Regions from separate parts of the Homo sapiens genome. Here regions 1 and 2 are each linked to region 3. Evidence: read pairs that join two places in POLR2A ChIA-PET (ENCODE). Cell type or tissue: CD4-positive, alpha-beta T cell. All regions are shown on one strand.

Region 1 (8,000 bases), 240 kb after region 3:
TAGGATACATCAAATTTTATTATAATATGGTAAGTGTGTTAACCATGTTCCTAGTAATCCCTCTGAACACAGCATTCTCAGTTTCCAGTATTCACATTGAGTCACTTAGGGGAAATTGGTATCTCTGTAAGCAGGCAGAAGAAGGTGCCCAGTGGAGGTGCACCACATTGCATGGAAATGCTGTCCACATGCACCTTTGGGGTCTTAATTTAACTGGGCTGTCATTTGCATGGCTAGATACTTACTGAATCCGGTCATACTGTTTTTGGCAGCTAATGGCATTTGTTCCCCATAAGTTTTCTACAATTATTTGCTTTGCTGAAAAATAAATCTTTTGTTAACTTACTCTAAATTGAGAGACTAGATTTGCAATTTTCAATTTTTAAACATGAAAGCAAAGCAGAGAAGAACAATATGTGTATATAACATGCATTTTCCTGCCTATGAAAATTCTTGTATTGCCTTGGAAACCCTAGGAAGCCACCTAAAGAATTCTCCCTTCAAATTGTTTAGCCAGAATTTTAAATTTCAAAAGGTCCAAAACTTAACAATTGAGCAAAGCAAAAATCTTGTCTTTGCTTCTTGTTAGTAATCTGTCATTTCAGAAAACATGGCAATTATGCCAAGCCATTGAAAAAAAATGTGATTTTGGTTAATTTTATCCCATTTAAAATGTTGTCTTTGTTACTTTTATCATGTTAATCTAAGAGAAACTATCTACATAACTATTTATGCCTTCAGGAAATATTATGCCAGGCGCAGTGGCTCACGCCTGTAATCCCGACATTTTGGGAGGCCAAGGTGAGTGGATCACTTGAGGTCAGGAGTCCCAGACCGGCCTTGCCAACATGGTGAAACCCCATTTCTACTAAAAACACAAGAATTAGCCAGGTGTGGTGGTGTATACCTGTAATCCCAGCTATTTGGAAGGCTGAGGCAAGAGAATCACTTGAAACTGGGAGACAAATGTTGAAGTAGAGCCAAGATCTTGCCACTGCACTCCAGATGGAGATAAAATGAGACTCCATCTCAAAAAAAAAAAAGAAAAAATATTTCTATTAAGTTGTTTAAAGTTCAGTATTGTAGTACAGTATAGCAGAATTCTCTAAAATTAGCAGAAGTTCATTGTAATTTCAAGGTTTTTTTTTTTTTTTTGAGACAGAGTTTTGCTCTTGTTGCCCGGGCTGGAGTGCAATGGCGTGATCTTGGCTCACAGCAACCTCTGCCTCCCGGTTTCAAGTGATTCTCCTGCCTCAGCCTCCTAAGTAGCTGGGATTACAGGCATGCGCCACCAAGCCTGGCTAATTTTGTATTTTTAGTAGAGACGGGGTTTCTCCATGTTGGTCAGGCTGGTCTCGAACTCCCAACCTCATGGGATCCGCCTGCCTCGGCCTCCCAAAGTGCTGGGATGAGCCACCACACCCTGCCTGGTTTCAAGGGATTTAACTGTGATAACAAATGATTAGGTATGCTTTATGCTTTTTCTTTTCTCTCTCTTTTTTTTTTTTTGTTTGTTTGTTTTGAGACCAAGTCTCGCTCTGTCACCCAGGCTGGAGTGCAGTTGTGTAATCTCGGCTCACTGCCACCTCCATTTTCAAGGCTGAAGTAATCCTCCCACCTCAGACTCCTGAGTAGCTGGGAATACAGCCTTGTGCCACCATGCCGGGCAATTTTTGTACTTTTAGTAGAGATGGTGTTTTGTCATGTTGCCCAGGCTGGTTTCAAACTCCTGGGCTCAAGTGATCCATCCACCTTGAACTCCCAAAATGCAAGTGGTACAGGAGATAGAAAGAAATTGTTTAGGCAGATAGCGAGGGTAAAAGAGTCCCTGGCAAGGTTTCCCTTTTAACCAAAAGCAGCCTGAAAAATCGAGCAGCAAACATGGATAAGCAAACCGGAAGCTTGCACTAGTGAATGCCAGCAGCTAGCCAGGTGTGTTCAACATGGAGGCTCCATCCTCCCTTTCCTCACCATTGAACGTTAAAGAAATAGGCAACATGGCTGCTGGCCAGGCAGAGAATCCATCTGCATAATAAAAAATTAGGGTGGGGGCGGCCAGATTTTCACACCTATGCAAATAGCACAACTAGTCCTAACCAGTTTTTTGCACCGTATACAAATGGCACACCTAATCCAATCAATCTTTCATACCCTATGTACATCAGACATTACCTTCTCAAGATCATCTATAAAACACCTTGCATTTCACCATGAAACCAGCAACCCACTTCTCCAAGAACACTCTCTGTCACAGAGAGCTCTTTTCTCTTTTGCCTATAAACTTCTGCTCTGAACCTAACTCTGTGTGTGTCCATGTTCTAGTTTTCCATGCCACGAGGATTATAGGCATGAGCCAAGGCACCAAGCTAGTATGCCTTTATTTATTTTTTTTTTTTTGTAGAGAGAGTCTTGCTCTATCTCCCAGGCTGGAGTGCAGTGGCTCCATCTCGGCTCATTGCAGCCTCTGCCTCCTGAGTTCAAGCGATTCTCATACCTTAGCCTCCCGAGTTGCTGGGACTACAAGCGCACGCCATCACACCTGGCTAATTTTTGTATTTTTAGTAGAGATGAGGTTTTACCATGTTGGCCAGGCTGGTCTCGAACTCCTGACCTCAGGTGATCTACCTGCCTCAGCCTCCCAAAGTGCTGGGATTACAGGCATGAGCTACCGTGCCCGGCGCTGGTATGCTTTTTCACAATAACTTCAATTCTAGAAGGGTACCCACTGGTCTTTATGGGGTTTCTGTAACGGATACTGTAACCCTATGCCACCGGAATGGTGCAGACATGCTGATTTTATTAGAATGAGTTCAGCCTTCTTGGTAGACTATTGGTATCCCAGAGGCTGACCATTCACTGCAGCTTATTAAATGTAGCTCCATGATGCCAATGAGTCCTTTCAGCCAGGTTGCCTTTTTCTTCTCATTGATGTAGTCAGGTCGTGATCTCTTTTGCTTGTCTTATGCTATTCCAGATGATAGGTGATTATTTCTTCCGTAAGTGAGACCCTCTTTTCTTTTCTCTGCCATGGGATCCTCCTATGATGTGTCTCTTTCTCTTAAAAGCACTTGTAATCCCAGCACTTTGGGAGGCCGAGGCGGGCGGATCACATGAGGTTGGGAGTTCGAGACCAGCCTGACCAACATGGAGAAAGGCCGTCTCTACTAAAAATACAAAATTAGCCGGGCACGATGGCACATGCCGGTAATCTCAGCTACTCGGGAGGCTGAGGTGGGAGAATCGCTTGAACCCGGAGGTGGAGGTTGCGGTGAGCCCACATTGTGCGAGTGAAACTCCTTCTCAAAAAGCACCGCTGCTTCGGGCGCGGTGGCTCACGCCTGTAATCCTAGCACTACTTTGGGAGGCCAAGGCGGGCAGATCACTTGAGGTCATGTATAATATTATACATAATATTATATATTATTATACATATTTTATATTATTATATACAATAATATATATTACATGAAAAATTACATACTGCTCACATATTAAAATAATATTTTGAATATTAGAATATTTGAATTCTAGAACTAGAATATATAACGATGAAATTGTTACAATAAATTCCACCTGTTTCTTCCTTTTTTTTTTAAGTTTGGCTACTAGAATATTTAAAATTCACATGTGGCTTACATTTTATTTCAGAGAATTAACTCCGTTTTAAAATCTCAGGCTGCCTGCTTAAAGGACCAGAAGCTAGGAAGGTCGTAAAATCGGATATTAAATAATGTTATTATATTTTTTCCATTTGTTAATAGCCATATAATTGTGAACCTCAAATATCTGAGACAGATCTCAGTTAATTTAGAAAGTTTATTCTGAGGCCAGGCGCGGTGGCTCACGCCTGTAATCCCAGCACTTTGGGAAGCCGAGGCGGGTGGATCACCTGAGGTCAGGAGTTCAAGACCAGCCTGGACAAAGTGGTGAAACCCCGTCTTTACTAAAAATAGAAAAATTAGCCAGCTACTCTGGAGGCTGAGGCAGGAGAATCGCTTGAACCCCGGAGGGAGGTGGAAGTTGCAGTAGCAGAGATCGGATCGTGCCACTGCACTCCAGCCTGGAAGACAGAGCGAGACTCCGAAAGAGACAGAGAGAGAGAAAGAAAAAGAAAGAAAGAAAACTGGAAGTGGGGAGGCGGCTTCCAGGTCCTAGGTAGATAAAAGACAAATGGTTGCATTCTTTTGAGTTCCTGATTAGCCTGGGAAAAGGAGGCAATCAGATATGCAATCATCTCAGTGAGCAGAGGGGTGACTTTGAATAGAATGGAAGGCAGGTTTGCCCTAAGCAGTTCCCAGCTTGACTTTTCCCTATAGCTTAGTGATTTTGGGGCCGCAAAATTTATTTTCCTTTCACACACTATACTATTTATTAATATAAATGCATATGACCTTATACACAAGGTTAAATGCAAATACCCCGTGGGTGGGCCGGGCTCAGTTCAGGGAGGAAGCCCTGACTGAAAAGCCTGCAGTTTAGGTTTCATTCTATCTTCTTTCAGCCCAGCAACTGAGCACACCTTCTGTCATTCAGGGCCTGAGGGGGCGGGTCCTTAAACATCCTCCAATCAGGGACGCTGGGCTGGGACCCGTCCAATCAGGCACGCAGCTGGAGCGGACAGGACGGCTTCCGGGATTTGGCGGGGCCTTTGTCTCTCGCTGCAGTCGCAGCTCCAGGTCTCGTCTTCACTGCTCTATGTCCTCTGCTCCTAGAGGTCCACCTTCTGTGGCCCCGTTACCTGCAGGTATTGGGAGATCCACAGCTAAGACGCCAGGACTCCCTGGAAGCCTAGAAATGGTGAGAGTGCCGGGTCCCAGATCCCGAGAGAGGGGGAGGGCCTGGTTGGAACTGGTGGGAAGTGGATGTGGCGAGACTCCGGCCTCCCTGCAGTAGACTCCAAAATCCGCGGCCAGGAGTTCTCCTTGGCGCAGCTCGGCCCTCAGTCCCCTTCAGTCATAAGATGGCTGCTGGGCTGGCAGCCGGGATCCCGGGCGTCCTGTCTCCTCCCTGCGCAGTGACCGTTCCCTGGCCTGGAGCCCTCCCTGGGCAGCTCTGCTGCCGCAGCGCCGCATCTCTCCTCGATGACTCGGGATGCAGGGTTCATGACTAGGAAGAGCTTTGGTCCATGGGGTTCCCAGACCCTCCTTTTTTCTATTAAAAATGTATGGAAGTCACCGCGAAAATATTAAAGAATTTAATCAGACAGTCATTCACAAATTATAGAGCACCCAGCTGTGGTTTGTAGTTTGTGGTCCATGGGAAGGGCTTGAAGGAAAGACTTTTATAAGGTGTGTGATGAAGAAAGCCAATAATTGGTTAGGTACCGTTATGTAGTTTCTTAATTTGTAAATTCAGGGTGGACATTTCCTGGTTATGTCATCAGAGGTTAATTGGCAGTTTATGGTTGGTTAAGCCTGAATTTTGTTTCCCTCAATGTTGTAATTTACAAAAAGTTTGAGTTAGATTTTTTTTTCTTTCTTTCTGAGACAGAGTCTCACACTGTCGCTCAGGCTGGAGTGCAATGGCAGCCATCTCGGCTCACTGCAACCAACGCCTCCCGGGTTCATGCAATTCTCCTGCTTCAGCCTCCCAAGTAACTGGGATTACAGGCGCACGCCGCCACGCCCAGCTAACTTTTCTGTATTTTAGTAGAGTCTGGGTTTCACTGTGTTGCCCAGCCTGGTCTCGAACTCCTGAGCTCAGGCAATCCACCCGCCTCCGCCTCCCAAAGTGCTAGGACTACAGGCGTGAGCCACCGCGCCCGGCCAATTTGAGTTAGATTTTTTTAAAAAATGGGGACCCTGGGACTGGAGCTACCTCAGTCTAATTGCCTGCTACTTAATTGTGTACACACTCTACAGGGGATAGATTTTCCCCTGAAATTTTCACATGTGGCCCAAGCAGAGTCTCAAGACTACTCCCCACCCCCAATTCCTTCAGCCTAACTCTGGCTTGCAGTAAAATACCAAATTTCCAGTTTTTTCTGACATTCCGAAATGCCAACTTCCTCATCCTAATTCACATTATTTTAGTGTACATTTTAGATACTGTATTTTAATTAATCATTTTTTGACACAGCATTGGATAGCACTTTAGAAAAATTTTTTTCTGTTTGAAAATATTTCCCAGGAGAAGAAAGCAAAGAATCATCCCCTGACACTGTATTGTAAAAAAATCTCTGTGCCTCTTTTTAAAATAATCTTCCCTAGGCACAGAGATCTTACCAAAATGTTTTTGGGTCAAGGTTTCCCTTTGGAAACTTTATGGAGTGCTGTTTCCTCAGCCACTCCTCAGTGTTTTCCTGGTTTTGAGTTTTAGTACTGTCTGGGGATAAACCAAGATACCCACAATCGCTATGTCTGCTACAATGTTTAGTGAATATCAGCTCCTGGGTCATTTTCTCCCATAGGACAGTCTCAGGTATGGAGTGTAGCTTCTTAAAAGAGCAGGTGGATGTCGTGGGGCTGAGAGGCATCTCCTGGTGCACTTTTTTTTTTTTTTTTTTTTTTTTTTGAGACAGTCTCATTCTGTCGCCCAGGCTGGAGTGCAATGGGGCGATCGTGGCTCACTGCAAACTCCGCCTCCCAGGTTCAAGCGATTCTCCAGTCTCAGCCTACCAAGTAGCTGGGATTACAAGTGCACGCCGACACACCTGGCTAATTTTTGTGTTTTTTGTAGAGAGGAGGTTTCACCATGTTGGCTGTACTGGCCTTGAACTCCTGGCCTCAAGTGATCCGCCCACCTTGGCGTCCCAGAGTGCTGAGATTACAGGCGTGAGGCACCCCACGCTGGCCACACTTTTTTTTTTTTTTTTTTTTTTGAAAAGCTAACCCGTTGAGACATTAAGATTGTCTTCACCCAATCCAGCTTTCATTTCTTGGAGACAGATTGCTGGTCAGCCAATCAGATGCTGGTATTAAGGGGAAAACAAATAATTTCTTCCCCCTGAATTCTCTTAACATTTGTGAAAGAAAAAATAGTGTACCAAAAAAACTAAAAAAAACTTACTCCAGTGAGATGGTGCAAGAACTTGCAAACTAAAATGCATCTGGAGCAGTAACTGAGGTATAGTGTCTCCGAAGAGGGTGGTCGTTGAGCACTTAAGTGAGCAGGATGGGGTGGGAGAATCAAGGGATCGTGGCCTGACTTGACACGAGTCAAACACATCAGTTTTCTAATCAGCACTGCCACTCTCTGGGGGTTTATCATCTTGAAAAGATTTCTTCACTTTTTTTGACTTCAGTTTTTTATTGTAAGTTGCATTTTATTAGTAAAACTTGAAAGGTAAAAAATTTACAAAAAGGTGGGTTTCAGGGAGAGAAATAATATCTAATTATATAGTCCATTTGTTAAAAATTCTCATTTATCTTTTTCTTTGCCAGAATGAGTTTAAGAATTTTCTCGGGTGTGTCTTTTATGGGTGAGATCAAACAGAATTCCAAGTCTTGGCTTTTAGAATGCTAACCAAGGAAAAAAATAGGGAGAATCTCTTTTTAATTTTGGCTGTAGAAAATAAATACTTTTCCACAAGAATATGTAGTAGATAATTGGTGAGTTACTTAGATTTGTGAAAACATCAGTTCCTCTTTATGCAGAGTACATTTGTAACAGTGAATATCTCTAGTCTATGTCCTGTTATCTTGATTTCTGAGTTTAATGCTGAATTATATGGTAAAACTTGGTACCTCCCAGAAGCGTTCCCATATGACTGTTTACTACATGATTTTTAATAAAAATTATAAAATAATACGTTTATCATCTAAAAGGAATGGATACTTTTGCTTTTCTTGTTGAGGTATAAAATGTAAACACCTTAAAATGTCTTCCCCTTATATGATCACTGTGTTTGAGTAATTTTGCTGGATTTTTTAAACACTTACTTTCAAAAACCAAGTTAATACCTCTGACATGGAAATTAAAGCTTCAGCCCAGTGACTCTAAGCTAAGGCTAATATGGAGCCTGCAAAAGGAGGTTATTAAAGGCCCAGTTAGGTTCTTTT
Region 2 (8,000 bases), 740 kb before region 3:
CTACACTAAATGCTGGTGAGGATGTAGAATAACAAGAGCTTGTTGGTGAAAATGCAAAGTCCTATGACTAGTTTGGAAGACAGTTTGCCAGTTTCTTACAGAGCTAGAAACACACTTACATACAATCCAGCAATCACACTCTTTGGCCTTAATCCAAAAGAGGTGAAAACTTTCATCTGCACAAAACTCCGCAGGTGACTGTTTAGAGCACTTTTATACATAATTGCCAAAACATGGAACCAACCAAGATGGTCTTCAATAGGTAAATAATGTTTTTAATAGGTAAATAATGTTCTTCAATAGGTAAATAAATAAACTGGCTGTGGTGCAAGCATACAACAGAACATTATTCACTGATTTAAAAAAATGAGCTGTCAAGGCTTGAAAAGACGTGAGGAACCTTAAATACATATGGCTGTGAAAAAGACAGTCTGAAAAGGCTACATACTATAGGATTCCAACTATATGACATTCTGTAAAAGGCAAAACCATGGACACAGTAAGAAGACCTGTGCTTTCCAAAAGTTTGGGGGGAAAAGGGGTGAGATGAATAGATGGAGTACAGTGGATATTTTAAGACAATAAAACTATTTTGTATAATGCAATAATGGATACATGTCATGTCATCATGCATTTGTCAAAATCCACAGAGTGTAAAACAGAAAACATGAATTCGAATGCAAACTTTAGATTTTAGTTAATAACTTTTCTATATTAGTTCATTAAGAGTAACAAATATGCCACACTAATGTAAGGTGTTAATAATAGAGGAGAAGCTGGGTGTGGGGAGAGGATATATGGGAACTCTGTATGTTCCGCTCAATGTTTATGTAAACTCGATACTCATCTAAAAAATAAGTCATATTAAATATCCCAGTGATGACTATCAAAAGTAGAATAGATTTAAAAATTATACTATGTTCATATAATTGAATATAGTACTATGCAGCAATTAAAATAAATAAATTCTGATGTTAAATGTCATCACCATGATGGTAATCACAAAAAGAAGCTATAGAATATACACAAAGGAAATAAAAAGTTAAAATATTTTACTAAAAAAAATTAACCCAATACATAAGAAGAAAATAATGTAGAAAATGTAAAATAAAAAGACGTAAGGTATACAGAAAACAAATAGCAAAATGACAGAAATCTACCTATGAATAATTATTTTAAATGTAAATGGATTGAACTATCAAATTAAAAGGCAGAGATCAGCAAAACAGACTAAAAAACATGATGCAACTATCATGTTTGTACAAGACTCACATTAGACTGAAAGACACAACTGGTTGAAAGTGAAAAGAGAAAAACAGATATTTCATGCAAATAATAAGCAAAAGAGATTTGGGTTGTCCTATATTAATATCGGACAAAATAAGACTTCAAATTGAAAAATGTTACAAAAGAAAACAAAGGCATTATGTATTCAAATCCAATAAGCAAACAAAACTGAGGTTCTGACTTTCAGTAATGCTAGAGTAGCTTGTTGAACACTCTCACAGGTAACGAGAAAATCTGGATAAAATATATATAGTTACACAGAAATGCACAACTATATACAATACATGCGTGTGTGTGTTCACCGAATGAGGATTTCAACTGTGTCCACTGTAGGGGAGGTAGGTATTGCTGTTTGAATCCAGTCAGATTAACCCCTCTTCAAGTAACAATGCTCTTCAAAGGAATACAACAGAATTTAAAGTCTCTATAACTACTATTTATAATTTCTAGTACACAATATTAAAATTCATGAAATGTGTGAAGAAACGTTAAAATGTAATCTATACACAAGATAAAAAGCAGGCAGCAGAAGCTAATTCTAAGATGTCCAAGACGATGTCATCAGCAGACAAGGGTTTGAGAGCAGCTATTATAAGTATAGTATGTTCATGGGGATAAAGGAAAACATCCTCATAATGAATTAACTCATGTGGAGCCTCAGCAGAGAAATGGAAATGATGAAAAGAATGGAATAGAGAGATAATGAAATGAAAAATTAAAAAGACCGTTGAGTTTATAAACAGTAGAAACAGAAGACAGCAATAGAAATCATCCAATCTGAAGAGTGAAACAAGTTTGAAGAAAATGAAAAGCGCCTTGGAGACCTGTGGAATGACTGAGTCCGAGAAGGAGAGGGAGAGACAGAAAAATTAAATGTGATACAAAAGCAAATAAACAATAGCCGAAAACTTGCAAAATTTGGTCAAAACCCCAAATTTGTATATTCAAAAGGTGAGCACACTTCAAAAAGAAAATACACATAAAACCATACCAAGGCCCTATTAGAAGACTGGCAGGGCAGGGTTTTCAAGGGACTTGCTATGATTTCTCATTTTCACTATTTATAATAATGGACAATATGCTCTCCTTAGAGTTTTCTTCCTGCAGAAAGTCTGTTACGTCAGGTGCAGATGACTTTTTAGTCTAGTTTTCAAGGTTTAATTTCTTAACTTGGAAATCAATTAAATTTGTTTCTTAAAATCTTGCAGTAAAACTGATGCTCCAGAAAGATGCCCAGGGAGATTCTGTCCTGCTGCGTCCGCACTGTACAGAACTGACGCTGTGCCTACGCCCGTTTCAGAAGCGTGGAGTACTTAAGAGTTAATCTAAAAAAGCAAATATAAAAATGGATTCAAAAAAATGATCACTGTTAAGTTCCACCGGCAAAGTCTTAAAAGCGGTACCAAAGGGAGTATTTAAAAAGGGATAAAGTTTTTCCAGGGAACCCTATTCAGGGCAGAAACACAGACACTGTCCAAACCTCACCACACAAACTTCTCTCACGTGTTGGGAGGGACCAAGGCGCTCAGGTCCTGCACCTGCGTTAATTACGGCAGGCAGGTCCACACCAGGACCCCGGGGCCTGGGAACCAGCCTGTGTGGGGGGGCAGAGAAGTGGTGGATGTGGCTCGCAAAATGTCCCTTTCTCCTGGGACATTTTCTCCTCTTTATCACAGTGACAGGAGCGTCTGTGTGCGAGGCCTGACCCAGACGCCGGCCATGCAGCCAGCCCGGGGTCCAATAGGTGCATCTGGGGAGCAAAGGGAGACCGAAAAAAAGGTGGTTTTCAAAAGTGAAGTGCCAGGTTACCAGAGACTGGGCACCTTCACATGAGGCAGCAAACAACGGTTTAGGACACTCACGAGGAAGCTTCCGTCGCCGGACCAAGGGGCAGCACTGCGCATGTAGCCAGGGGAGGAACAATAGAGGGTGGGGCTAAAAGGAGAGGCCCCTCAGTGGGAACGGGTGGGGTCGACCCGGCGGGGGGGGGGTGGGGTGAAACGAGCGTTACCATGGCAACCCTGCGGCGGAAGCTCTGAGAAGCTCTTGGCCTCTACCGGTTCTGCGAGAAAGTAAACTTTGGGCACGACAAGTCATGAAGTCGGCACGTTGGGGAGACACCGTGTCACAATGACAAGGTGAGATCAGCTGCCCCGGCCAAGCTGTCTCCTCGAGTGCAGGAGAGGTTTGTGAACAGCCAAGCTTCCCTCCGCATGGCGGAACTGCACTGGAATCCTGAAAGAGCTCGGTGCAGAACGGCCCTTTGCTGGGAATGATGGGAGCTGTAGTCTCTTATCCGCACCCAGGTGTTAGTTGTAGGTTTACAAGACTACAATCCCAGCACGAAACAGGATTGGGAGTGGTACAGATCCCTGGAGGGAGACATAGCGCGGTGCGCTACTGCAGGGTATTTGGCAGGAGTAGTGTCTTAGCCGCTTCCGGCCGTTGGTCGCAAGGCTGCGGGACTACAATCCCAGCATGCAACGGGAGTGGGGTTGGTGAGGACACCTGGGGGGGCAGCGCGGGGCGCGCCTCGCCAGGCATGCTGGGAGAAGTAGTTTCTTCACCGCTTTCGGCCGTTGTTCGCAGGGCTGCGAGACTACAATCCCAGCATGCAAGGGGAATGGGTTGGTGATGATACCTGGAGAGGGCGGTGCGCGCCTCGTAAGGCATGCTAGGAGGAGTAGTTTCTTTTTTTGTTTTTTGCTTTTTTCTTTGAGACAGAGTCTCGCTCTGTCGCCCAGCCTGGAGTGCAGTGGCGCGATCTCGGCTCACTGCAAGCTTGGGAGGAGTAGTTTCTTAACCGCTTTCGGCCATTGGTCGCAGGGCTACCGGCCTACAGTCCCAGCAAGCGCCGGGCTCGGGGGTGGTGCGCAGCCTCAGAGGGAGGAGCTGGGCCGTGTGGACCTCTCTGCTTCCAAACCTACGCTGGCCCCTCAGTCTGTGCCACCCTGGCTAAGGGGATTGAGTCCGGAGAGGGACTTGAGGGGTAGGTCGGTGCTGGGCAGTGAGGAGGGTGTGATGCTGCGAAGTGCATCTCGCCTTTGCCCAAATCGGACGGGTCTCAGCCTCACTCCATCTCCCGCTGCTCAGCTCGGTTTCCCTCAAAAGCGTCGCGCCTCCTCCAGCCCAGGGAGCCGCCTGCTCTCCTAAGCTGCTGTGGAACTGGCCTGAGGTCCCAGACGCTGTCCATTGTGCTGCTGCCCTCTACACCCTCCAGCCAGAGCGCCAGTTCACCCGCTTTTGGGAGAACTCTGCCGCCTGACCTGTCCGCGGATAAGGTCACAACTTTGCAGGGGGGTGACATGGGCTGTGGCTTCCTGGAAATGTCACCCTCACCAGCAACTTTTACATAGTTGTGAATTATGAAACATGAGGGAGGGTAATTATTGGTTTACCCAGGCGATGTTAAGAGCAGAGGAGAAAACCCTAATTTCCAGGCATGTGTCCTGAGCCAGGGACAGGTTAGCCAGACCCTGCTCCCCCAGTGCCGCCAGAGAGCAGCCTACTGCCCTGGTTTCTGTGGGAGTCCCTTCATGCTGCTGGGCCTTAGCCTCAGGGACAGCTCAGTCAGGTGACGGTGGGGATTACCCATGGGCTTCTGGAGCTGGGCCGGTGGTCCTAGAAGGGCCGTCCCATCCCCCTTGGAGAGGGTCTTTGTGCTGAGGGATGCCCACAGAGGCCTGGATACCAGGAACACTGCTCCAGGCCAGGGGCCTTTCTTCCAGATTTGGCTGGAAGGAAGGAAGACTTCGTCAGCTTTTCTACCCAGCTCATCTGGCCCTTGCAGGGCTGCACCCCATGGAACTGGGTTCCTGGAGTCCTCGAGGGCTTTGTGTGGCCCACTTGTTCTGATACTGAGGACACCCCTACAGGCTGTTAATTTCAGAGTAAGGGGTGTGTGCAGACTGTGGCATGGGTGCTGTCAGGGCATCCCAGGCTGCTCCGGGGACAGCACCCCAGTGTTCAACTTGGCTCAGGGCTTCCTGCCTCACACCCTTTCCCCAGGGATGTTTGGCCTGGGCTCCAGCCCTGGTCCAGAACTCAGCTGGGAAGGGCTGTAACTCTCACCTCACCCTCTCGCCACCTAATATAAGGGCCTGACTCCACAATGGGTGAGACTCCCCCTCACACTGGTCTCTTCAGCCGTGCAGGGCCATCCACTCCATGCTGCGAGTTCCCACACTGAGCTGAACTGTGTTCTGGCTCTGGGCTGGGTTCTCCTGTGCCCTTTCCCTGAATCCTCTCTGGGTCTGAGAGACTGATTCTCTCTACTCCCTGGCTTAAGTCTTGACATCCTGGGAGGGGTTCTCAGAAGTGAGGGGCTCCTGCTGCTCTCTGGGTCTGTTGGTACTCACAGGTGTGGGTGTTGGCTTGCACTGAGAAGTCCAACCCTTCCAGTGCCCTTCAGGGGTCCTTCCAGAGCAGGAGTGGTAGGGCGTGGGGGAGTGCCTTAGAGGGATCTTGCCCTCATCCTCTGCCCTGTCTATGAGATGTGTCCAGTAAACCGAAGGTCAGCACCTCAGGAATGAAATGTCTTTTGCAGAAACTTGAATGAAGCTGGAGGCCATTATTCTAAGTGAAATAACTCAGGAATGGAAAATCAAATACCATTATTTCTCACTTATAAGTGGGAGCTAAGCTATGCGTATGCAAAGGCATACAGAGTGATATAATGGACTTCGGAGACTCACAAGCAGAGGATGGGAGTGGATGGGGGTGAAAAAACTACCTATTTGGTACAATATATACATTATATACTACTCAGGTGACAGGTGCACTAAAATCTCAGAATTCACCACTATACAATTCATCCAGGTAACCAAAAACCACTTGTACCCTAAATGATACTAAAATAAAAATTATAATAAAACAACCATAATAAAATTAAAATTATATAATTATAAACAAAAATTATAATAAAAAGCTTTTTTTTCTTAAAAAGAAAAACCCATTGCCACAGTTTTTGGGTTCTGGTGTTTTGGATAGAAAGCCCCTTTTGCTCAGTAACACACACACTACTGGAGAAACAAAATCCTAAAAATTCAAGAACCTTGGCATAAATGATATTTCTGACAAGTTATTTATACACTGCCTACATGAGTATCGCAGATATGTTTTAAAGACAAAGATTCATGTTAGACTGGGTCAGCTTTATGCTTGGTCATTTTATTTCCAATTCTCCCTTAAAATACAAGTCATGGGTTGCCATGGTGATTAATCCAAATGCACTGTGATTACATCGAACTGGTGACGTGTTCTAATTTCCCTCTCAGTTACAAAATGAGCCTGATGCTCTTAGCCATCAAAATCTCACCAACACCTACTACTTCAGTTTTAACTCTGGTTCCTGTTTCAAGGAAATCACTGAAGGTTGCAAATCACAAAAAGACAAAAATGTTTTAATGAACCAAAAACTTAAAAAATTATACCCTCCTGAAGCCATGTAATTTGGTTTTTATTTATTTAATTGTTCAGCTTCATAAACCTACAACTGTAATAAAATATGCCATTCATGATAAGTTAATATTTATTGAATAGTAAAATAAATACACGGTAAGGGTAGATCTGGCTTCAGGTATAACTGTAATCAGGGCTGAAGTGAAATGTCTAGTAGTCAAGGACAAATGTCAGTTATAATCTGACCTCCTCCACTTGAAACACACAACAATAAATGTCTGAAAAGAAAGTTACACAGGGAATACATGAAAGAACAGTTATGAATTAGATTAAAATTATGAATTAATCTTAGATTAAGATTATGAATTAGATTGTTATGAATTAGATTAAGCCTGGTTTTAAAATAAAGACATACAAATATAAAAAATACTGAAGAACAATTAGCATAGAGGAGCACTAAAAGTATGATAATGTGTTTAAAAATATTAGTTTCTGAGTTAAGTTTGTAGATATAGAGACCTGACAAAGAGTTGCTCCTACACATAAAACAAGCAAACAAAACCCTGGAGAAACTGCAAATGAATGGATGGTTTCTCCTGAGCCCTTTAGAGAACTGAGGTCATGGGGCAGACTACAAACCCAACATCAGGGGATGCAGAAGCCTGCAGGTCACACAGGCCCCAGGTTTTATGTGCACCCTGAAAACCATGAAAACTGGTAAAATTAAGCCAGAAATTTTGAACTAGTTCCTAGTGGCTGTGTGTGGGAGGGTGAGGAGAATGTGAAACCTTGGAGTCTACAGATATAGGGTTTACACTGTTGTGTATAATTTTTCTAGGTACCCTACAAGGCCTGTCAGGGAAGATAGGGTAGAATCCTGAGAATGCTCCCACACAGTGCTGATGGGGAAGGACCACTATCCCATCCACTGCTACAACTCTGGAGACACAGCTCTCCTATCTCCCCTATATGACACAAGGCCTAATCTGCAGAGAAAGAGCATCCAAACCTGAGTCACAAGGCACTGGGGAAAAACTCCCGAACTGAGGGTAGAGAAACAAGGCCAACACCCACATTTTTGCACAGATGCATCTCCCATAAAGAAAACAAATTATTAACTTACAGGGCACTGTTGCAGGCCCACTTCAACTGGGAGTTAAGAACATGGAGAAGGAGTATCTCTCCCCTACCATGGACAAGTAGGGACAGGAATGTGTTCTTGCCCTGGCATTGCATCTACAGGAGGGGCAGGAAACTCTTCAAATGTCAGTAACCCCACACCCCAGTTCACAGTGCTAAGTCTGAGGCTTCCT
Region 3 (8,000 bases):
TAGCAAAATAGGCCAATATTCAAATTCAGGAAATACGGAAAACACCACAAAGATACTCCTCGAGAAGAGCAACCCGAAGACGCATAATCGTTAGATTCACCAAGGTTGAAATGAAGGAAAAAATGTTAAGGGCAGCCAGAGAGAAAGGTCGGGTTACACACACAGGGAAGCCCATCAGACTAACAGTGGATCTCTCTGCAGAAACCCTACAAGCCAAAAGAGAATGGGGGTCAATATTCAACATTCTTAAAGAAAAGAATTTTCAACCCAGAATTTCATATCCAGCCAAACTAAGCTTCATAAGTGAAAGAGAAAGAAAATCCTTTACAGACAAACAAAGGCTAAGAGATTTTGTCACCACCAGGCCTGCCTTACAAGAGCTCCTGAAGGAAGCACTAAATATGGAAAGGAACAACAGGCACCAGCCACTGCAAAAACATACCAAATTGTAAAGACCATCGACACTATGAAGAAACTGCATCAACTAATGGGCAAAATAACCAGCTAGCATCATAATGACAGAATCAAATTCACATATAACAATATTAACCTTAAATGTGAATGGGCTAAATGCGCCAATTAAAAGACACAGACTGGCAAATTGGATAAAGAGTCAAGACCCATCAGTGTGCTGTATTCAGGAGGCCCATCTCACGTGCAAAGACACACGTAGGCTCAAAATAAAGGGATGGAGGAATATTTACCAAGCAAATGGAAAGCAAAAAAAAGCAGGAGTTGCAATCCTAATCTCTGATAAAACAGACTTGAAACCACCAAAGATCAAAAGAGACAAAGAAGGCCATTACGTAATGGTAAAGGGATCGATGCATCAAGAAGAGCTAACTATCCCAAATATAAATGCACCCAATACAGGAGCACCCAGATTCATAAAGCAAGTTCTTAGAGACCTACAAAGAGATTTAGACTCCCACACAATAATAGTGGGAGACTTTAACACCCTGCTGTCAATATTAGACAGGTCAACGAGACAGAAAATTAACAAGGATATTCAGGCCTTGAACTCAGCTCTGGACCAAGTGGACCTAAAAGACATCTACAGAACTCTCCACCCTAAATCAACAGAATATACATTCTTCTCAGCACCTCATTGCACTTATTCTAAAATTGACCACATTATTGGAAGTAAAGCACTCCTCAGCAAATACAAAAGAATGGAAATCACAACAAACAGTCTCTCAGACCACAGTGCAATCAAATTAGAACTCAGGATTAAGAAACTCACTCAAAAGCGCTCAACTACATGGAAACTGAACAACCTGCTCCTAAATGACTACTGGGTAAATAACGAAATGAAGGCAGAAATAAAGATGTTCTTTGAAACCAATGAGAACAAAGACACGATGTACCAGAATCTCTGGAACACATTTAAAGCAGTGTGTAGAGGGAAATTTATAGCACTAAATGCCCACAAGAGAAAGCAGGAAAGATGTAAAATCAACACCCTAACCTCAAAATTAAAAGTACTAGAGAAGCAAGAGCAAACAAATTCAAAAGCTAGCAGAAGACAAGAAATAATTAAGATCAGAGCAGAACTGAAGGAAATAGAGACACAAAAAACCCTTCAAAAAATCAATGAATCCAGGAACTGGTGTTTTTGAAAAGATCAACAAAATCGATAGGCTGCTAGCCAGACTAATGAAGAAGAAAAGAGAGAAGAATCAAATAGTTGAAATAAAAAATGATAAAGGGGATATCACGACTGATCCCACAGAAATGCAAGGTGCTGGAACTACAGGCATGAGCCACCGTGCCTGGCCAAATTCTCACAATCTTTACCTAATTCAAACAATATAATTCTAACGTTATCAGAAATCTGTGCTCAACTCATCTGGGCCTTTTCCATCTTTTCATGAACCTCCTTGAATACACAGTACTCTAGGATTTTTCATGCTTTTAAAGTTTTTAGAAACTACATCAGAATTAAGCCATTAACTGTGGAAATGACTTTCATGGTTATAAAGAAACAAATTAAAAGAAATTGATTATATCTGTTGCCTACAATAATTTATCATAATAACCATAATTATGAATAAGAGCGTATACTCAGATACATTAGAGTTTTAGAAATTTCATACAATTTTGACATAAATATTAATAACATATTTATTAAAATATAAGTCGAAGGAGGTCAAATATATATATATAGTTTTAAGACAGAATCTCGCTCTGTCACCCAGGCTAGAGAGTAATGTCACAATCTCAGCTCACTGGAACCTCTGCCTCCTGGATTCAAGCGATTCTCCTGCCTCAGCCTCCTGAGTTGCTGGGATTACAGGCACCCACCACCACGTCTGGCTTAATTTTTGTATTTTTAGTAGAGACAGGGTTTTGCCATGTTGGCAAGGCTGGTCTTGAATTCCTGACCTCAGGTGATCCATCTGCCTCAGCCTCCCAAAGTCCTGGGATTACAGGCATAAGCTACCACGCCTGGCAAACATTATTTTTATTTTGATAATGCTTCCATGTAAGTTAACTTTTTTTTTTTTCAGTCGAAGTTTTGCTCTTGTTGCCCAGGTGGGAGTGCAATGGAGCGATCTTGGCTCACTGCAACCTCTGCCTCCCAGGTTCAAGCCATTCTCCATTCTCCAGCCTCAGCCTCCTGAGTAGCTCAGATTACAGGCGCTCACCACCATGCCCAGTTAATTTTTGTATTTTTAGTAGAGACAGGGTTTCATCATGTTGGCCAGGATGGTCTCCATCTCTTGACCTGGTGATCTGCCCGCCTCCCCCTGCCTGTTTATCACTCTTTTGCATGCTGCATTGACACTCTATAGCATCCAAAAGTTTGGGGTGTAAAAAAAAGACACTTTTAAAGCAAAATTTGATGTTGGGAAGCCTGTCAAATATGTCATAGGGTTAAAACACTTCACTAAAATAGGACCACAGATCACCATAAAATAATAGTCATTTATTTATCCAAAGTGATAATTAAAAGATTTTAAAAACAAAATCATTTACTGTTTGATACAGGAGATTCAGTTTTCCAGTCAAAAAACCTGAGAAAGACTGCATGAGAAAAATTCTCTTTTTTACTTTCTTTATTTTAAAATTTATTCAAAAGGTGGACAAAAATATTGTACTATGTCATATTGATATGTAAAATTTTTGTTCAAAAGAAAATCAACTTTTACTTTTGTATTACTGTATTATTAATACTAAAGCTAACTTTAATAAAACCTTATAAATAAATCCATCAAATGTGTCATTTTTGGCTACTGTAGATTTTCATAAATATTTTATAGTCTATTATAATAAATTTTTCAACTTTTTATATTATATTTTTGGTTTTTTCTTTTTTCAATTTGAAACAATCATTAAGTAATTTCAAACTAGATAAAATGTTTCTAACTTTCTTCCTTAAAAGCATATTTTACTTTTGTTTATACATTCTCTATGCAGAATTGTTTTTCATACATCTAGTAGTTTTAATTATATACATATTAATTACATTAATTCTTAACAACCTTAGGTTATTTTATTCCTGCTGTCCTCTGCTCTTTTTATGGCCACGGTCTGTTCCACCTCAGAACTGAAGAGAGATGTTGGTAGGGAGAGGCTCTTCCCTCACCTCTGGCAGAAAAGGAATGTTCAGGCCCTTCAAACCCCTGTTGTCAAAGCTGCACTTTAATGTGACAGCTATTGGCCATGTATGGCTACTGGGTGTCCGGAATGTGGCTGGTCAGAACTGCGATGTGCTAGAAAGGTAAAATACAGAGTTAAAGATTTAGTTCCAAAAATATACACACTTTATTAATAATTACATATTGCTCAGATATTAATATAATATTTTTGATATAGTGGGTTAATTAAATGGTTAGAATGAATTCCACCTGTTTCTTCTTCCTTCCTTTTTTTTTTTTTTTTTTTTTGAGACGGAGTCTCACTCCGTCGTCCAGGCTGGAGTGCAGTGGCACTATCTCGGTTCACTGCAAGCTCTGCCTCCTGGGTTCACACCATTCTCCTGCCTCAGCCTCCCGAGTAGCTGGGACTACAGGCCCCCGCCACCGCGCCGGGCTAATTTTTTGTATTTTTAGTAGAGACGGGGTTTCACCGTGTTAGCCAGGATGGTCTCGATCTCCTGACCTCGTGATCCGCCCACCACGGCCTCCCAAAGTGCTGGGATTACAGGCGTGAGCCACCGCGCCTGGCCTTCTTCTTCCTTCTTGAAGTTTGACTGCTAGAAAATTTAGAATACACATGTGGCTCACGTTTTATTTCAGAGGATTGCCTCCTTTTTAAACTCTCAATCGGCCTGCTCAAAGGACCAGAATTCAGAAAGGGCATAAAATCTGGAATTTTAAAATAATTGTTATATTATTTTCATGTGTGAATAGCCACATAATATATTATTTATAAATGCATATGACTTTATATACAGGTTAAATGCAAATGCCTTCTGGGGTGGACCTGGCTCAACTCAGGGAGGAGCCCTGCCTGAAAAGGCTGCAGCTTAGGTTTCACTTTATCTTCTTCCAGCCCAGCATCTGAGCACAGCTTCTGTCACTCAGGGCCTGAGGGAGCAGGGCAGCAAACGTTATCCAATCAGGACTGCTGGGCTGGGAACCGTCCAATCAGGCACGCAGCTGGAGCGGACAGGACGGCTTCCGGGATTTGGCGGGGCCTTTGTCTCTGGCTGCAGCCGGAGCTCCTGCTCTCCTCCTCACTGCTCAGTGTCCTCTGCTCCTAGAGGCCCAGCCTCTGTGTCCCTGTGACCTGCAGATATTGGGAGATCCACAGCTAAGACGCCGGGACTCCCTGGAAACCTAGAAATGGTGAGAGTGCTGGGTCCGACATCCCGAGAGAGGGGGAGGGGCTGGTTGGAACCGATCGGAAGTGGCTGTGGCTGGACTCGGGCCTCCAAAGTCCGCGGCCCCAAGTTCTCCTTGGCGCAGCTCGGCCCTCAGTCCCCCGCGGCCCCGAGTTCTCCTTGGCGCAGCTCGGTCCTCAGTCCCCTTCAGCCGTAAGATGGCGGCTGGGCTGACAGCCGGGACCCTGGGCGTCCTGTCTCCTCCCTGCTCAGTGACTGTGCCCTGGCCTGGAGCCCTCTCCGGGCGGCTTTGCACCCGCAGCGCGGCATCTCTCCCCGATTGTGCAGGGATGCCGGGAGGGTCATCAGGGGAGAATCCTGACTCGGGATGCGGGGTTCATGAATGGGAAAAGCTTTAGTCTGTGGGGTTCCTAGTCCATCTTTTTTCTCTTAAAAATCTATGGAAGTCACCACAAAAATGTTAAAGAATTTAATCAAAGAGTAATTGAAGAATTATAGAGCACCCAGCTGTGGTTTGTAGTTTATTTTCCATGGGAGGGGCTTGAAGAAAAGACTTTTAGAAGGTGCATGATAAAGGAAAGCAAACTCAATAATTGGTTAGGTAGAGTTACGTAGTTTCTTAGTTTTAGATGAAGGTGGAAATTTTCTGGTCACGTAATCAGAGCTTAATTGGCAGTTCATGGTTGATTAAGTCTAAATTTTGTTTTCCCCAATGTAGTAATTTACAAAAAAAAAGCATTTGAGTTAGATTTTTTAAAAAGTAAAAACCCTGGGACTAGAGCCACCTCAGTCTAATTGCCTGCCATTTAGTTATTTTCACACTCCACAGGGGACAGATTTTCCCCTGCAACTTTCACGTGTCTCAAGCAGGGTCTCAAGACTACTCCCTATTCCCCATTCTTTTAGCCTAACTGACTTTCAGTAAAATGCTAAATTTCCAGTTTCCTTTGACATTCCCAAATCCCAGCTTCCCCTCCCTAATTCACATTATCAACTATTTGTCCTTTAGTGTACATTTTAGATACTGTATTTTAATTAATCATTGTTGACAAATTATTGGGTGGCACTTTAAACAAATTGTTTGCTGTTTGAAAATATTTCCAATGAGAAGAAAACAAAAAATAATCCCCTGACACTGTATTGTAAAAAAAAGTCTGTGCCTATTTTCCTTTTATCTTCCCTAGGCGCAGAGATCTTATCAGAATGTTTTTGGGTCAAGGTTTCCCTTTGGAAACTTTACAGGGTGATGTGTCCTCAGCCACCTTTCGGTTTTCTCCTGGTCCTGGGTTTCAGTACTGTCTGGGGATAAATCAAGATATCAACTGTGGCTGTGTATGCTAGAATCTCTAGTAAATTTCAGCTCCTGGCCTGGAATGGAACTCTGGGTATCTGGGAATGGGAGACAGAGGACAATCTGAGGTTGGAGTGTAGCCTCTCAAGGGAGCAGGTGGATGCCCTGGGGCTGAGAGGAATCTCCTGGTATACCCTTCCTTTGGAAAGCTAACCCTTTGAGGCATTAAGATTGTGTTCACTCAACCCGACTTCCATTTCTCAGAGGTACATTGCTGGTCAGCCAATCAGATGCTGGTATTGAGAGGAAAACTCAGAAATAATTTCTGCCCCCTGGATTCTCTAAGATTTGTGAAAGAAAAAATAGTATTCCAGAAGACAAAAAAAAAAAAAAATCAAACTTGACCCCAGTGAGATGGTACAAGAACTTGCAAAATGAAATGCACTTGGAGTAGTCACTGAGGCATAGGGCAGTGTCTACAGAGAGGGTGGTCATTGGGCACTTAAATGAGCAGGATGGGGTAGGAGAATCTAGTGTTTGGGTGGCCTGACTTGACACATGAGTCAGACACATCTGTTTTCTTTTTTTTTATTATTATTATACTTTAAGTTTTAGGGTACATGTGCATAACGTGCAGGTTTGTTACATATGTACACATGTGCCCTGTTGGTGTGCTGCACCCAGTAACTCGTCATTTAGCATTAGGTATATCTCCTAATGCTATCCCTCCCCCCTCCCCCCACCCCACAGCAGGCCCCAGTGTGTGATGTTCCCCTTCCTGTGTCCATGTGTTCTCATTGTTCAATTCCCACCTATAAGTGAGAACATGCGGTGTTTGGTTTTTTGTCCTTGCTGAGAACGATGGTTTCCAGCTTTATCCATGTCCCTGCAAAGGCCATGAACTCATCAGACACATCTGTTTTCTAATCAGCCCCGCCACTCCCTGGGTTTGTCACCTTGAAAAGATTTGTTCACTTATTTTGATTTCAGTTTTATAACTGTAACTTGCATTTTATTAGTATGATTTAAAAGTTAAGAAAATATTTACAGAGCATAAAAGAGGTGAGTTTCAGAGAAAAATAATATCTAATCATATATTCCATTTATTAAGAATTCTCATTTACCTTTTTCTTTCCCAGACTTAGTTTAGGAATTTACTCAGGTGTGTTTTTTATGGCTGGGTGATGTCCAACGGTATTCCAAGGCTTAGTTTTTAGAGTGCTAGCAGGGAAACAAAAAGGAAAAAAACCTCTCTTCCATTTTGACTGTAGAAAATGAATACATTTTTACAAGAAAATGTGGTAGATAATTGATGAGTTACATAGATTTATGAAAGCATCAGTTCCTCTTTTTGCAGGGTACTTTTGTTACAGTAAATACCTCTGTTCTATATCCTATCATCTTGATTTGTGAGGATAACGCTAATTTTTTTTTTTTTTTTTTTTTTTTTTTTTTTTTTTTGAGATGGAGTCTCGCTCTGTTGCTCAGGCTGAAGGGCAGTGGTGCGATCTCGGCTCACTGAAACCTCCGCCTTCCGGGCTCAAGCAATTCTCCTGCCTCAACCTCGCAAGTAGCTGGGATTACAGGCATGCACCACCATGCCCAGGTAATTTTTGTAGTTTTATTAGACACGGGGTTTCACCATGTTGGGCAGGCTGGCCTTGAACTCCTGACCTCAAGTGATCTGCCTGCCTTGGTCTCCCAAGGGATTACAGGCATGAGCCACTGCACCCAGCTGGTTAATGCTAAATTTTATGAGATGAAAGTTGGTACCTCCTAGAAGTATGACTTCTTGATTACTAATCCCATATGACTAATTGATTACTACCTAATTTTTAATGAAAATAATAGAATAATACATTTATCGTCTGAAAGAAATAAATACTTTGCATTTCTTACTGAGGTATGAAATGTAAGCAC

Evidence for each region. Peaks named below come from ENCODE experiments on the same cell type or tissue, not always from the same donor. Only the 100,000 strongest peaks of a DNase experiment are listed, where the experiment ranks them.
Region 1: POLR2A ChIA-PET joins it to region 3 with 19 read pairs; 11 of 35 experiments call an interaction of 5 or more read pairs at or near these places.
Region 2: POLR2A ChIA-PET joins it to region 3 with 18 read pairs; 4 of 35 experiments call an interaction of 5 or more read pairs at or near these places.

The regions. Positions count from the first base shown.
Region 1 is chr7:64,898,623-64,906,622 of GRCh38, forward strand. It overlaps ZNF273 (zinc finger protein 273), which reads left to right and starts at 4,651. Exons shown (of 4, transcript NM_021148.3): 1 at 4,651-4,797. The coding sequence starts at 4,696. RefSeq lists enhancers at 3,646-4,518, 4,186-4,235, 4,256-4,305, 4,519-5,391, 4,706-4,765 and 1 more. In CD4-positive, alpha-beta T cell, no CTCF peak of the experiment used is centred here; a DNase peak (open chromatin) is centred at 4,559; H3K4me3 peaks cover 1,662 bases; H3K27ac peaks cover 280 bases.
Region 2 is chr7:63,922,556-63,930,555 of GRCh38, forward strand. It overlaps LINC02848 (long intergenic non-protein coding RNA 2848), which reads left to right. Exons shown (of 7, transcript NR_186803.1): 7 at 2,496-2,647. It overlaps LOC124901653 (a long non-coding RNA gene), which reads right to left and starts at 5,359. Exons shown (of 2, transcript XR_007060341.1): 1 at 3,299-5,359; 2 at 1-2,612. LOC105375318 (a long non-coding RNA gene) reads left to right here and starts at 3,350. Exons shown (of 4, transcript XR_007060342.1): 1 at 3,350-3,425. RefSeq lists an enhancer at 3,732-3,791. In CD4-positive, alpha-beta T cell, no CTCF peak of the experiment used is centred here; DNase peaks (open chromatin) are centred at 3,536 and 3,846; H3K4me3 peaks cover 2,168 bases; H3K27ac peaks cover 1,649 bases.
Region 3 is chr7:64,661,493-64,669,492 of GRCh38, forward strand. ZNF107 (zinc finger protein 107) reads left to right here and starts at 4,641. Exons shown (of 4, transcript NM_001282359.2): 1 at 4,641-4,793. The coding sequence starts at 4,791. RefSeq lists enhancers at 4,379-4,528, 4,679-4,828, 4,849-4,968. In CD4-positive, alpha-beta T cell, no CTCF peak of the experiment used is centred here; DNase peaks (open chromatin) are centred at 4,539, 5,019 and 5,379; H3K4me3 peaks cover 2,443 bases; H3K27ac peaks cover 2,956 bases.